2 separate regions of the Mus musculus genome follow, and region 1 is linked to region 2. The links are chromatin loops, found by intact Hi-C in ENCODE. Cell type or tissue: heart. All regions are shown on one strand.

Region 1 (8,000 bases), 72 kb before region 2:
TTGCCTCGAGCTGTAACATTGTTCTTAGAAATGCCAGCAAGGTTAGGGGGAGCACTTCCAGGCATAGAGCGGGACTTGGCCTGAGCAGGAACTTTGTAATCGAGTATGTGAAGGCACAGAGCATTTTAAAGAGCACTATTAATGTGTGTACTCGAAGACTGCAATTTCAAATTAAGATGTCACTGAAGATTAACAAACCAGTTTCCACTCAGCCTTACCACTTTAAAGTTCTGAGGGTGGAAAGGGAGAGAGAAGTCCAACACAGGCTCAGAAGAGTCTCAGTAAAGTGAAAATGGGACTAGGGAGTTGGCTCAGTGGTTAAGAGCACAAGAACCTTGGTTCGAGTCCCAGCACCCACATGGCAGCTCCCAATCTAACTCTAGTCCTAGGGAGTTTCCTTCTGGCCTCCTTGAGCACAAGGCATGAATATGATTCACAGATGTACGTGCAGGAAAATCACCCCCACACATAAAACATAAGAAATTTTTCTTTTTTAGGTTTCTAACAGAGATCACAAGGAAATGTTTTTAAGTATTTTTGATTACTCAGAGCCAATAAAACATTAAATTCACAGCCCATGGTGTTGACAGGCAGAAATATAAAGAAAGGCCCTCTTGCCATTAAGATGGCCCAGTGGGTAAAGGTACCCACTGTCAAGTCTGAACACTGTAGTTTTATCTCTAGTACCTACAGAATGGGAGGAGAGAACTCACTCCTCCACGAGCACCATAGCATGGGCAACCCACGTCTATCCATTCACACCAGACAGATAGATGATTGAAAGATGGGTGGGTAGGTAGGTAGATAGATAGATAGATAGATAGATAGATAGATAGATAGATAGATAGATAGATAGAAGATGATAGATGAATAGATATGTAGATAATAGATATGTGGAGATAGATAGATAGATAGATAGATAGATAGATAGATAGATAGATAGACAGACAGAGTAATAGAATGATAGTTTGTATATGCTTGGCCCAGGGAGTGGCACCATTAGGAGGTGTGGTCTTGTTCAAGTAGGTGTGTCACTCTGGGTGTGGGCTTTAAGACCCTACTCCTAGTTGCCTGGAAGCAAGTATTCTGCTAGCAGCCTTCAGATGAAGATGTAGAACTCTCAGCTCCTCCTACACCATGCCTGCTTGCCTGCTGCCATGTTCGTGCCTTGATGATAATGAACTGAACCTCTGAGCCTGTAATCGAGCCCCATTTAAATGTTGTCCTTTATAAGACTTGCCTTGGCCATGGTGTTTGTTCACAGCAGTAAAACCCTATCTCAGACAGACAGACAGACAGACAGACAGACAGACAGACAACAGACAGAACAGTGTTTAAAAAGGCCTTCTTCAGCCAGGAGACCTAGTGGTTCTGGCCTATAATCTCAACTGCAGCATAGGTTGTCTGGGCTGCAGATCAAGTTCAATATCAGCCTAGATGAATTTAGTGACCCTCATCTCAAAATAAAAATACATAAATGGATACAGCCTACTAGCAGAATACATACCAGCATGTACAAGGTCCTGGGTTTAATCTCAGATGCTGAAAAAGGAAAGAGGAAGAGAGATGGGAAAGGGGTCTTCTAATTAGTTCCTCCACAGGTCAATATAATCCTGGATAAAATCTGAATCATGAGAGTTCAAATAAATAAATGGTGTGAAATTTAGCTTCATTGCTGGCTGAATTATAATGCATTTTATTCTTTGAAATGTGAATGTTAATATAGATTTCCTGACAATCATAAATATTTTTAACATAACACCTACTTCTTAGCTGAGGATTAGAGTTGATGTTAATACTAAAATATTCCTTAAAAGTCAATACTCTGTTAAAATTCCTCTTTGTCCACTATAGCTTTCGTTTATTTTCTGAGGTGCTGTTTTGAGATTATCATTCTCCTTACATTAAAATAGCTCTTTCCAATTAGATCTAGAACCTACAAGAACCTTCTCTGCAACTCCCGATTGCAAGCAGCAATTAAATATCAAATGCACGGAGTCTGGACCACAGAAATGTCCCAAGAGAGAAGGTCCATCACTTTCACTCTCCCATGCTGGCTAGGGAAGAACTAGCAAGCCCCTCTTCTTGTTCCTTGTTGTTCCTTGTTACTCATTACTACTTGTTACTATGGTAACCATACCCTAACGAACAAGCAAGGGCAAGAGAAGATGAGGTTCAGAGCTGAAACAGCTGGAGGTAAATCAAAGGTGAGTTTCCTTCCTAAGACCTCTCTCAACAGCAAGGTCCTTCTCACTCCAAGAATGGAGAGTAGCTGGTTGCCAGAGGAAGGCTGTCTCATTCCTATGTGCATCTAGGAAGAGGTACCACAGTGTGAGTCACAGGTGATGACTGGCTGACCAAGAACAAGCTATCTTGAAAACTCACAATTGCAACATCATGTGTTTGGTGCTATCGTCAATTAGATAGCTCTGTCCAGCTGTCTTCTAGACCTACACATTATGCCGTTCATCCCACACCACTGCTATAACAAATTGCCACAAACCTAGTGACTTAAAACAACTGCTGTGAACTCAGAGCCCCCAAAATTACATGTTGAAACCTTAATCCCAGAGTGACGATATTTGGAAATGGAACCCTTTTAGAGGTAGTTAGGCCATTAGTGTGAAGCCTTCATGGAGGCTTTAATGCTTTTACAAGAAGAGACAAGAGAGCCTGCCTCTTCTTTCTTTGCTTTCATGTAGGGAACCAAGGAGAACATAGCATCTTTATTTAAATCAGGAGACACTAGATCTACGAGCAATTTGGTCTTGACCTTCATGAGCTAAGGAACTGAGAAAACTAAATACCAAATCTATGATCGTCTCTTTATACCATCCCAAACTAAGACAATGGTATACATCTATCTTTTTTACAGTCCAGAGGTTTTAAGTGTTAGGTCAGCTTCACTGGGCAGAAGTCAAGGTATCAGTGGGACATAGTAGATGTTCATTGTTTCTGAAGGATCCGAGCGTGTCTCCTTGCCTCGGTTTCATTGTCTCACGCTGCCTGTGTTCTGTGGCTCATGGTTCCAATTTCAAGTTCTTCACCCGAGCTCTGTCATCATCACAGGGCCTTCCTCTGATTTTTCTCTCAATCTCCTGTGTCCCTCTTAAAACTGTGCTGTTCTGGACTCACAGTGATGATCCAGGGTAGTCTCCCCATGTCCGTAGCCTTGCCCTAATCACAGCTTCAGAATACCTTTTGTTATTGTAGGTAACAGCCACGGGGCAAGGCTTTAGGCTGTGGGTGTAGCTGGGGATCACTAACCCACAATCCTCTAGGGGGTCTGGCCTGGAGACAAAGCTGTGGAAATGAACACAGATGTATCCCTAAGTGTACAAGGGAAGAATCCGGGGCAGTCATTTCCTACTTTCATTACCCATAGTAGAATATGACAGCAAATCAGGGGACGTACAAAAGGAGCACGCCATGTTTGAGTCTAATGAAGCGGAGGTCAGACAGAATATTTTGTAATATGGAACAATGATCAAAAAGCATAGGTCAGAGACAGGATGTAATTTTAAATAAGTGCCGCTTTAATCACAGTGTCTACTGGAGGAAGAAGCTTATCTGGAGAGAAAAAATGAGGTGTAGCTCTGATTATGGTAAGGATTAAGTTAGACAGTTTATGCAAGAAACCAGCACAGTGCCTAACACGTGGTAGAAAACGCTTATGCTCATGATTTCTTCCAAGGCCATGAGATAAAAGCTTTTCTTCCTCTCGGCTTGCAATGATGGATCTACACACAGTTTCTGCCTTGACAGAAAAGCACTGCGTTTCACTCCCCGAAGAGGGTGCTGACACTAAGCTAAAGGAAATATCAGACGATGACCTCTCCCGAGGACTGCCAGCACCATCTTTGATGTGTAGTCTCTTTCCTGAAATGACCTCCTTTTCCTGGGTTAAAGTTGAGTAGCCGGGCATCAGCGGCTACTTGGGAAAGTGCTGAGTGGCTGATACGTGCTGTCAGCATTGTCCAAGGCCAGCCGGAGAATGTCCTCATGGCCCCTTCCTTTCCACTCACATCTGGCAAAGACTTGCGCTGTGATGCTTAGGAAGCTGGGAAGTGACGAAGACGAAGACGCATAGTGCTTTCCTGCCATATCACACACCCACTGAAAAGGCCGTCACCACAATGCTTTGTTTGTGAGTGGAAACAATAGGGAATCTTCCAGGGGATACTCCAGCCACTTTGGAGGATGTAAAAATCAGATGCCATAAAAAGGCCAAATGTCACCTCTTATCCATGTGCCAAAAATTTACTACCACAACTATTAAGTAATAATATCATATACTAAGTAGTAGTATTGTGTATAGAAAAAATACACATCTACGTGAATAAGCAGTTAAAGAGTTCATAACTTACCTATGGAAGCCTTACTTCTGCCCTGACCTGATACAGCTATTTCATCACTGGGGTTGGTAGACCTGACTTTCTCCTTCTCTCCTCTTTATCTGGAACCCAGATCTGTCTTTTGTCCTTACTATCCACATCACTTGTTAAAACCTTGTGCCATTTGCTAGAAAAGGCAGGAAGAGATAACCAACCACTTCTCAGATTGTGTTCATCCAAAAGCTCCCTGCCCTGCCCTCCGCACACCTCCGGAGGAACTGCTGCTCTCTTTGATCTATTTCACAGGAAAGATATATAATATAGGCAGAAAAAGATGTTTCAGGATTTTTTTTTTAGTACCCTACTGTGAAATTCTTCTAGAATGCCTGCTAAATGCAGTTATTTAGAAGCTGAAGAGATGGCTTAGCAGTTAAGAGCACTTGTAGCTCTTGCAGAGAGAGGACTGAGGTTCAAGTCCCAGTACCCATATGCTGGTTCACAACCATCCTTAACTCCAGTTCTAGGTTATCCAACACTCTCTTCTGACTTCCTGGGCACCAGGCACGTGTGTGGTGCACAGCACCCGTGCATGCAGGCAAAACACTCGTACACATAAAATAAGCAAACCAGTCAGAAACTAAAAATAGATGGAATTGTCCTGGTGGTTGTGTTTTCTCCCTTAAGTGACATTCAATCTTAAAAAGCAAGGCTCATACAATGGAGCAAACGCCTAAGACCGGTCTTAATGAATACAGCGAGTACTTCTACTAGACAGATGTCATCTGCAGGTGACCAATGTGAGCACTTTGATTCAGAATCAGCTGGAAAAAGCTACAGTCCTAAAAAGGGGTGGGAGTGGGGGCGGGGGGTAAAAGGGTGGGTTGTGAAAACACTGAAGAATTTTAAAGGATTAGAATTCCATCTCCAAGGCTTGGGACAGAGCAAATTGTCTCTGTAATAAATCATTATCCGTCCAGTGTGTGGTTGGCCTACTAAGCATCTTACCTGAGCTCAGAAACAAACGGAGTAAAAAGTAGCCGGAGACCGTCACGGTAAAGGGGGTTCCCACAAATAACAAATAACACAAACTCCGAAGGAAAATGCAAGCTGGACAATATTTATTGTGCCAGTTTAAAGACTAAGATCTATTACTATTTCCTGCCTGAGGCTTCAAAATTGTTCTCACTCTCCTATAATTTTCCAGCCATGGACAATGAGATTATGCGTGCACATGAGATCGTCCTCGGAGACAATTAGGTTATGGAGAACATTTCTCTGCTTCCTCCCGGGCTTCCTAGCACTGCTTCAAATCTAATAGTAATAGAGTGTTATAAAGGCAAATGAGTCAGTACAGTCCACTTCAGACTTAATCCCATACAATATATTTAAAATACTCCTATAATTTACTTGAACACCCATGTCCACAAGGCAATAAAGCAAATGAGCGTGTGTATCGATGAAGGGACAGAGAAGCAGTTGGCGCCCCAGTCCCTGACCCCTAATGGAGTCAACAACCTGAGTGGCCAGCCGTTACTGTTTGTTTCACTGCCCACCCGTGGCCAGCTTCACTCCAAGTAATATTTCCAATATGTATTATAGGACATTGGACAAATGGGTCTGATTTCTTAAAATAGCCACCACATGCGGGGAGCACAGGAAGTGCTGAGTGAGTATGTAAAGAGCAGATGAAAGTCCCCTAGCAAACGTTCAGTGTTGATGTGGGCACGCCATGTCAAAGACCAAGGCCTTGACCTCTGGGAAATTAGGATCCGAGTGACAAAAGTCTTCCTTTTGTCCTGGGATGAGCAAATGATTAAACAGTGTGTGCAAAGCAGCAACAGCAGCTTCCTCCTCCCAGATGTCTACACCCTGAAGCGGGCTCACCGACGGATACCTCCTTTTGAGACTAGCAAGCTCCTGTTGTGCCGGACATAATAAACACAGGGAAGTTCGAGGTTGCTGGAGTTGTTGGTGCCACTCCATCAGAGTATGCACAGCCCACCTGACCCCAGTGTCTGTCCCCTCTGCATCCCCTCACAGACCTGAGCCAGAGTTCTGGGACCCAAGCTGAGAGACGTAGCCATCTCAGCCTATAAAATGCAGCCTAGGATTCAAGGCCAGGCACCCCACACATACTCCTAACTTTCTTCCCACTTGTTTGTTTGTTTCAAGATGGGGTTTCTCTGTGTAGTCCTGGCTGTCCTAGAACTCACTCTGGAGACCAGGCTGGCCTCGAACTAAGAGATCCACCAGCTTCTGGTTCCTGAGTGCTGGGATTAGAGGTATGCACCACCACCACTACCCAGCTTCAACTTTCTTTCTATCCTCGTCTCTCAACACTCAATATAAAAACTCCCCCATACTACTTCTAATCACAGTCTTATGTCTTATCTGAAGCCATCTTGAAAGTTAAGTGCACTGTCGTCCTTTATCAGGTCGTTGGAATGAAACCTGGCAAAGCCTCATCCGACACTGGGTATTATTTTCTGCACCATTTAGTCAAATCCCTTCATATATGATGGTTTAAAAATTAAATAACCTGGACTTGAACACTTTTTCCATTTTTCAGTTTTAGGTTTGTTGCTATGTAAATTATCCCACTAATAATGAGAGCAAAAGGAACCCAGAAGCTCCCGTTAAAGAATCATTATTTAAAGCCGGGGCGTGGTGGCACACGCCTTTAATCCCAGCACTCGGGAGGCAGAGGCAGGCGGATTTCTGAGTTTGAGGCCAGCCTGGTCTACAAAGTGAGCTCCAGGACAGCCAGGGCTACACAGAGAAACCCTGTCTTTAAAACCAAAAACAAACAAACAAACAAACAAACAAACAGAATCATTGTTTAATTCTTGTATCAAATGGCACGATAGAAGGAGAGAGAACACTCAGGCAGCAACTGCACATTTGGAGCCTGCATCGTAAGCTGGAGAGTAGTGGGTGACTTCAGATCAGAGTCAGGAAATAGAAAAAAATGAGTTTTGATTGTCCAGTGGGGCCAGAGAATAAAGAAGTGCCCTAAAGACCCTACAGTGAGAGGGTCACAGCGCTGAAGAAGTCAGCTAGAAGATCCACCAACAGCCAACCCTGACTGGGAAGCCATCTGAGGAACAAAATAAACAACTTACATAGATTATAATCAAAACAAAAAAAATCTATGTGTCCATTCTGGTATAAAGAAATGATTAAACAAACAAACAAACAAACAAACAAACCAACAAACAAACAGCCTGAACACATTTCAACCCCAGAGCTCACATGGGAGAAGGAGAGAACTGATTCCCAAAAGTTAACCTGAACGCTACACATAGATTGAGGCAAAGGTACACACACATGCACACGCACACGCACACGAACGCACACACACACAAGCACACACAAGCACACACACACACACACAAGCACACACACGCACATATACACAATCAAACACACATACAGTGGGGGTGGGGGAGGGAGGAGAGGGAGAGAGAGATAAGTGGGGAATTTCGAGAGCTGAGCAAGCATCAGAATGGAGAGGAAAGAAGAATGAGACTGTCCCCTGGGCTCACCGGACCCCTCCTCTAAGTCCCTGCCCTCCTCCACCTTATCCCTCCTTCATTCCCTATATCCATGGCTTTTATCCTGAAAGGACACTACTCAGGACAAGCTGCCCCACGGCTCCAAGTAAAG
Region 2 (8,000 bases):
CTGATTTATTCTATGACCTAGGAAAGGCTAGGGATATTTAGGCATAATTTATCGTTTTCTTCCCTCTCAGCTTCATTAAAACCAGCACCTTGAAGATCGGAATCTCTAGGATTCCTGCAGGTCGGAAGGGGCTTTCAGATATTGAAATCAAGAGAGTGGTATGCAAATGACACTTTAACACATTAAAGTATTTGAAAAGCAGCCATCTGTTTTGCTTTGTGGCCTTACACTAATAAACAAAAGATACAGTATAGCCAGGCGGGTGAAATGAAAGAAAGGGGTGTTGTCTTTGAAGTTCTCACCATCCACTGGAATCTTTTCAGGCAATCTCAGAAGCCAGCAGCTGAGGGGAGGGTGCCCGGTGCCCTTGGTATGCATGCAGCAACTGCTCCCACCATTTAACAGGGATATGTAGAAAATCTCAGAAGTCTTTCAGAAGGCCTGTAAATTCTAAGGTTTTTTTTTTCTTTCTCCCCAGCCCATCTTTTCATATCATCCTCTGAAAGGGAAGTCATGTCTGTATTTGTGATACTGTAGATTTTTTCACTCTGCTCTTAGGGATCAATGCCTCCAAAATACATGTGAAAGCTGAAGATGAAGACTCAGCTCCTTGGTCCCACACTTGCCTAGAACACACAAGGCCCTAAACTCCATCCCTAGCAGCAACCAGGAAAAAAAGGTCAGAAAATGTTGCTTAAGCCCAGAAGTATGTTAAAAATAATAGCAAACTGTCAAGAGGTCTAGAAGAGCCATGCTGAACTCAGTCATATGTTGATTTCCTCTCATCTGACACATGCCTTAATCTGAAACAATTTGGATATACAAACACTTGGTTTGATTTCCACGAGCTCACCTGGAAGAGTCTGATTCTGGAGAAGAGAGTGTAAATCTAAATCGCTTTCCAGGTTATGTGGCACAGAATTAGAAATGTACCTAGACCCTTTACAGCCATGGTGGTAATGAAAGTTGAATCTTAAGGGATAAGATATGCAAGGCAGAGATGTAAGGAACTGCTGGGAGGGGTGGATGCTGATGTAAATAGGGAAAAGAAGGCTTTATTGAGAACAGACCATCAACTTAAAAGGTAATATAGCCTGACAATCAAAAAAAAAAAAAAAGGAACCGGGGACATCCTTACATCCTTACCATACTGAAGCTGATTAAATGTGAGTCTCTTTGCTCTGGGTTCAAGAATGTGAGGAAAGAGTGACTGAAGACAGTTTTCAGCTTTTGAAGGGGCTGGGTTTATGTTTATGTCAACATTCAGTTGGAGGTGAAAAGGTTAGCACTTGACCCAGGAAGTATCCATGTTTGTTGCAAATAGAGATCTCTGTCATATATTTCTTTACTGTTTTTTTTCCAGTTTGAACTCTGATTATAATAAAAAAAGAGCTGTTGTTATTGTAAAAAGTTCGGTGCATTAAATAGACATAGGTTGGATGAAAATGTTCTTCCAGGGAAAGCTGCAAGCTTCATGACAGAGGAAAGCCTACTTCTTTGAAAATAAACACCACCCTCCCTTCCCCATGTGAAATGGGCCAACTTAGTAGTAAGCAACCACTGTAGTCCAGCCAAATACACAAGATGCTTAGGCATACCTAAAACTTGAATACTTTTATTACAGACATCTTAAGACCCGTAAACTCTGCTCTGGACCACATCACTCCAGGATCTCAGAGCTGTTCATGATTGTACAGTAAATGGAGACTATCATAGGCTCACAAAGAATAACTGATAGAACTCAGTGTGATATTTCAGGGACATCAGAACATTGTGCGACATGCAGAAGACTAGTCACGAATCACACAAAATATACATTCATTGTGCCATCCATCACATTAACAATTAGCTGGAAATACACTGGATCCAGCCATGATACAAGACAGTGTGGAAGGAAAGGGTGACTGAAAGAATGAATACCTTTGGGTTACAAATGATCCAGCATGATTTTTAAATGCAGGGTGGCCAGAGAAGCAGGAAGAATTGGTTAGAGTTTGGGAAGACCTGGCACAGGCAAAGTGCTTGGCAGGCCTTCTTAACTCTGAAAGAACCAATTGAGGCCAACTTCTGAGGCATCTGACTCTGTTTGAATGAAAGAGGTTTTCTTCTTTCGCCCATAATCACACATGAACTGTACCAGTTTTGAGAATTTGTCCACCCTGTTTGATTTAGTGACCTACATATTTCTATAAAATGTGTATAAAGATAAATCTCTGACGGGAAAGCATTTACAACCAGCAAACTCACACACATGAAACCAGCTAAGTTAGGGGGTGAATTAATTGTGTAAACACAGTGCATCTCTTCTTCATGAGTCTTTGGACACTCTCTCTCCTCTATGTCCTACTTAAGGGCTAGGTGGAGAAGAACAATACATAGATAAAAGGAGAGATGCCTCCTTCCTGCAAATGTCTGATGGCAAAGGGAACTAACTGTTCTCCAGCCGACATCTAAAAGGAATCATAGGTTGTGGGGAGAAAAAAATCTCACAACAGTGAAGGAAAGGATGTTGGGAGCCATCAGCAATTGATGTGGACACCCGATGTGGATGAAGGAGTTAACTTCCAACCAAGGCTCCAGAATTCTCTGGAAATACCTTATCTTGGCCAGGAGCTCCCCAGATGGGACGAGAAAGGAAGAGAGAGTCTGTAAAGAAAGGAAGATAAGCTAAGAATGTGCTTTGGGTAAGAAATCCCAGCCCAGGGAGAAGCCTGGGCTGCAGAGTTGGGCTGGAGTAGCCTCAGTGGGAGGTAGTCAGAGTGTCTGAGGTAGACGATGCCGGAGAAGGGGCACTGGGCGAGGGGCTAGATTTCTCAGATGATTCTTCCGTTTTCTCATCGCTGCCAGGAGGAGTGGCAGGGGAGATGGGCAGGAGCCCCTCCTTCTCACGCTTCTTCTGCTTCATGCGGCGATTCTGGAACCAGATCTTCACCTGGGTCTCATTGAGCTGTAGGGACGCGGCAATCTCCACCCTGCGCGCTCGTGTAAGGTACTTGTTGAAGTGGAACTCCTTCTCCAGCTCTGTGAGCTGCTTGGTGGTGAAATTGGTGCGCACTGCGTTGGGTTGACCCACGTAGCCGTACTCTCCAACTTTCCCTAGGGTAGGGGAGGAAGAGAGAAAAGATTAAAAAAAAAATCTTAAACCTTTATCCAGATTGCCCCAAGCTTGAGGCAATATTCGGTTAACTACTCAGCGAGCACAAACCCTATCGGGAAGCGCCAGTGACGATGTGTAAGCAGTGTTAACCTGAAGTCAACCATTAGTGTGATCAGGCTCGTGATTAATGGAGCCTTGTAGATATTAACAGGACATCACCATCACCACCATCACCACCATCACCACCTCCCACTCCCCGCACACTATCTAACTATAGACCATTTAAACCTCAGCCCCTGTGAAACGCTTTTGCCTCTGCACACCTGGGCACCCTACACCACTCACTACAACTCTAGATGACATTAGACATAAACAAGAACCAATCTTTTAAAAATCATTCATTTTCCTAGGAAACTAGGTGTGCCAGCCCCTTTCAAAAATCGAACAGCATTTGTCTGTCAGCCGGCAGGACTTACCTGTTTTGGGAGGGTTTCTTTTAACTTTCATCCAGTCAAAGGTCTGCGCTGGAGAAGACGTCTCTGAAGCAGGGGAACGACAGGCTTCTTGGTGGCTGGCGTGGAGAGGGGATAAGGAGTTATTATACGTGGCCAGGGCCAGAGTCTGCTGCTCTTGTCCATATGAGTGGTGAATGTACTGGGGCGAGCCCACTGTGCCCCCAGCATAACCCTGGTGGTGGTGGTGATGCTGGACCATGGGAGTCGAGAGGTTTCCAGAGTAAACAGCGGGAGCGCACGGGGGGTACCCACCACTTACGTCTGCTTCCTGATTTAATCCATAGGGGCCATAAGGCGCACTGAAGTTCTGCGCGCCATAGCTTGGACCACAACTCGAGTGGGAATAAGAAATCCCAAGGTTTCCAGAAGTCTGGTAAGTAGCCGTCTGGGGGTGGTGATGGTGGTGGTGGTGGTGGTGGTGGTGGGGCGAGCTGATCTGCACCCCCCTGCCCACTAGGAAGCGGTCGTCGCCGCCGCAGCTGTTGGCACTGACCGCGCAGGATTGGAAAGTTGTAATCCCATGGTCAGAGGGGTAAGCTCGCGCCGAGCAGGTCCCAGAGTCGCCACTGCCAAGGATGGGGTATTCCAGAAAGGAGTTCATTCTTGCATTGTCCATCTGTCACTGAGTGATTGGATCCTGCGAAGCCCTGGGTGACCGTGCCAACTTTCTCACTTCCTCCATAGGACCAGAGAAGAAAAATGATATGAATGTACAGTGCGCAAGAGGCGGGGCGGGCAGGCGGAGGGCTCGAGGGGAGGACACGTGACTCTACCAGCCAATGGCTGAGCCGCCTGCGAAAGTTTACCGGCTGCGGCCGTGATGGATCACCGTTTCAGTGGCATTTAAATCCCCGGCGCTCCTCAGTGTAGGTGACGCGCGCTCGCCCCCCCAGGCAGCCCGGGCCGCGGCGGTAGCAGCGGCCGCTCCCGGAGCTGACTTGGAGCACTGGGACCAAAGGGAGTCGAGACTGCCTTCTGCGCGCGCCCGGCTTTGCGCGCCTCCGCCACCAGATGTGGGGGGATGGGAGGCCCCCTCCGCGGCCCCTTCCCCACCCAGCCCAGAAAGCTGAACTGGCAAGAGGTGAGAGGGGATGAGGCCTCCTGGCTCTCTTGTGGCGGGCATCTTGTGGGCCGAAAATCTCTGCGTGGTCGCAAGGACCCTGGCGGAGCTGGGAGCACGCGGGGTGGGAAGGGTGGGAATCCAACAGACACCACGCCCTCAGCTCGGGGCGGCCGCCACTACCCAACCCCTGCAAGAGACCTGAGCCCGGAATCCCGGCGCCTAGGGCGAGGTTGCGTCACTGGCTCGCCAGCCTCGGAATGTAGAGGGACGTGCGCAGAGGATTGACTGGGAGGAACCATGGTGAATGTGCTGGGGACCAAAGCAAGAAAAGAAACTTCTGTCCTCATCCAAAGGGTCTTAGAGCCCTCTTCCCTGATTCCTGCCGGCCAATAGCATGGCAATGGGAGCTTCTGTAATTCGACCCCAGGGTCCCGGGATTCGGGGGTGGGGGTGGGGGTGGGGGGGGCTACGAACCCAGCTCTCTGGGAAAGGCCGGGTGTCCACTCTCTTCTCTGCCCTCTCTCCTTCTCTGTCGCTTTGCTCTTGGTAGCCCTGCAAAATCGGGGCAACTCTGCTACTGGAGTTTAAGGAGTAGAAGGCAAAGGAGATTGTTGACGCCAGCAGACGTGGCTGACTGGCGTGAGGGCCGAGCCTGAGCTGCAGGCCATCTGCCAACTCTTAGAGACCCAGGAGCATGCTCACTCTAGGGTAGGCCTCAGAAGGGCAGATAACAGGCAACTCCTAAAAAGTATGCAGACCTCCCCCGTCGAGTTTCTCTCTTCCAGGAGAGGCAAGTTAGGAGTGGAAGAGCCCCCCCTTCCCACCATCCCCTATTGCCTGTGTGGACTGGGGCATGGGGGGTGTTGAGGACCGGCAGGTGGGAGGGACAGATGACTGAGTGGATGGGACCCTTTCCAACGGGCTTGTGTGAACCTGCAGGTCACTCCCCAGAGAGACACGTGCAGATGTGAGCATCATCCCAGGACAGGGGTCCTGTTTCCCATCAACCTTGTCCTGCAATGATGCTGATGGTGTCAGTAATTGCTGTTTACTATTAGATGTCACGTCAACTCTAAGCTTGGAGAAAGAAAAGGCCAAACAGAGATGAGAATGGACATAGTCTTAAGGAGGAGAAATTCAGCGGTCACTTAAAAAACACCGTGCAGACAGTTCTGCACAAGTTTTCTTCTCGATGTTTCTAGCTTTATATCAGGCATGAAATTAACAGTGTAATTTACGTGTGAGTTTGGGGGGATCCCTTCTCTATAGGAAGGGAAGAAGAATGCAAAGTCACTCTTCGGGCTTCTGGGTTGTGTTTTTTCTCCACACGTAGAAGTTGTCCCCTCCCCCACACCTCTCAACCCCGCCCCCAGCAAACCTGGCCATCCTCCTGGAAACCTAAGCAGACCTACGTCCCTGGTCCCCCTTAGTGACAACTGAACACTTACCCCAACCCACTTTCGGGGAGTAGTATTTCTCTGTGACCCATGACTCGCCCCAAAGCATGGTAAAGGGAGGAGCACCCGGGAAGTGTCCTGCCTTAGCCTCTTCTTCTGGGAAACCATCCAAGTAGAGTCTTTTGGGAGGACAGTCCTCCCGCTAAGAGGAAAGAAGGGACTCCTGTGAGTCAGGAACAGGAAGTGAGAGAGGCTTGATGCTGTGAGCGCGGGTGAGGGCCTCTCTCAGCAGAAGGCAGTTCATTCCTTCTTCCCCTTGCCTCTTGCGGGGGGGGGGGGGAGGACGGGGGGGGGTACAGGGGGCGTCTGTGGGCCCCCTTGGTACCGATTTGCATTAACCTACAGGCTCCAGGACGCCTGCCTGAAAGCTACCCCCAGGCCTCCGCTCCCCTTCTGCTAATTCTCACTCCCCCAAGCCCTCTTTCTTCACCTGTTTTTCTGGGTAGCCTACGTGGGGTGTTTTCATCAGCAACACAAACACACTACTGGACCCACAACGCACGCATGCAGCGCTCGCTCGGGGCCTCCGCAGACCTTGCCCCATTAACCACCAGCTCGGCCTCTGCTCACTGCAGGCCCAAGCTTTCCCGAGGAGGCTCACCCGGAGCTCGGAGCAGTAGGCTTATGCAGCTCAGATTCTTTCCCAGCCCCCACCCCAGAGGAATCAGGAAGGCCACTGAGCAGGGTAAGAGACCTTTGGTCTTTTGAGCAGCAAGGAGGCCAGCGACCCACGCAGGAATCGAGCTGAAGTGTCTTTAAATAGCCCCAGGAGAGTGGGTGAAAGGCGAGCTTGGGCCATGAGTGAAATAATCCTCTGCAAGCGGCATGCTTGGCTCCAAGTGCCTCTTTTCAGGGCTCTTCTACTGGAAAGAGAATGAGGGAGGAGGAGACAAACCGAGGCCCGGAGCCGTTCTTGGCATCCGCGGCTCAGCCAAGCTGTTGTTTTAAAAGAGCAATAAAAATGAATTATGACTAAACGCCTTCTAACTTAATGCTTTCGGACGGGGATCCCCGGCAAATACGTAAGAGGATTTTTATTTGTGCATGTGTTCCTGCAATTGATCTCTTTGATGACATTCTCATTCATAGAAAGCGTTTGATTTATGAGCTTAGGACGAATCACATCCAGGAACTGCGCAGCCCTGGCCACAGCCCGGACACCCTGCTCAGATCTCAGAGCCTGGGGCCTGAAAACCACCACAGTCCCCACATATGGAGGCTGCTGAGGGATTAGGGGAGTAGAGGGTGAAGGGAAGGTAGAGAGCAAACCCCTGAATAAAGTCCGAGGTTTCATTGTAATTCCCAAGCTTTTGCTATTAAGAACTGGGTTCTTCCATCAATCACCGCCCCCCCCCACGCACATGTTGCTGCAGTTTCTCACGGTAAGTCACCAGAATAGAACCCAGAAAGGGAAATAAATAAATAAATAAATAAATAAATAAATAGTGGGAGGAGACAAAAGAAGGAAAAAAACCAGAACAGCCCAATAACATACCCTAGATCACATTTTATTGATATTTCATTTAAAGTGCTCCTTCTCTGTCTAATAAACTGGGTTAATTAATAATCTAGGGTGCAAAAACACTTTTAAAATCTCCACTTGCTAACCTGACTTCAAACCTTTAATGATTTATTATTAGCAATGTAAACAGATTTAAGGATTAAATATCGATTGTGTGTGTGTGTGTGTGTGTGTGTGTGGTGAGGGCAAGAATCTTGGGATGGCTGGAAAGAGCCCTTCCTGGCATGCATTTCCCAGCTAGTAACCGTGGTTTTGTTTTGTTTTGTTTTCCTCTGTCTTTTAGGTCTGTTTTTCCTGAACCCATCCACAGCTGGGAGATTAATCAACCACACTGAAAATGGGGGTG

The links. Peaks named below come from ENCODE experiments on the same cell type or tissue, not always from the same donor. Only the 100,000 strongest peaks of a DNase experiment are listed, where the experiment ranks them.
Region 1: a loop joins it to region 2, with 2.1 times the contacts of the local background. A loop is called at or near these places in 3 of 42 quality-filtered maps.

What each region holds. Positions count from the first base shown.
Region 1 is chr6:52,082,458-52,090,457 of GRCm38, forward strand. No RefSeq gene overlaps it. Among named protein-coding and RNA genes, the nearest start is that of Halr1, 16 kb to the right of the region's middle. In heart, a CTCF peak has its summit at 3,783; a DNase peak (open chromatin) is centred at 4,034; H3K4me3 peaks cover 450 bases; H3K27me3 peaks cover 5,924 bases.
Region 2 is chr6:52,153,994-52,161,993 of GRCm38, forward strand. Hoxa1 (homeobox A1) reads right to left here and starts at 4,324. Exons shown (of 2, transcript NM_010449.4): 1 at 3,574-4,324; 2 at 1,374-3,096. The coding sequence starts at 4,228. The coding sequence ends at 2,741. Hotairm2 (Hoxa transcript antisense RNA, myeloid-specific 2) reads left to right here and starts at 2,909. Exons shown (of 3, transcript NR_146400.1): 1 at 2,909-2,989; 2 at 3,897-3,985; 3 at 4,297-4,536. Hotairm1 (Hoxa transcript antisense RNA, myeloid-specific 1) reads left to right here and starts at 4,531. Exons shown (of 2, transcript NR_131181.1): 1 at 4,531-4,693; 2 at 7,938-8,000. In heart, no CTCF peak of the experiment used is centred here; DNase peaks (open chromatin) are centred at 4,378, 4,918, 5,518 and 6,318; H3K4me3 peaks cover 5,362 bases; H3K27ac peaks cover 4,193 bases; H3K27me3 peaks cover 7,809 bases.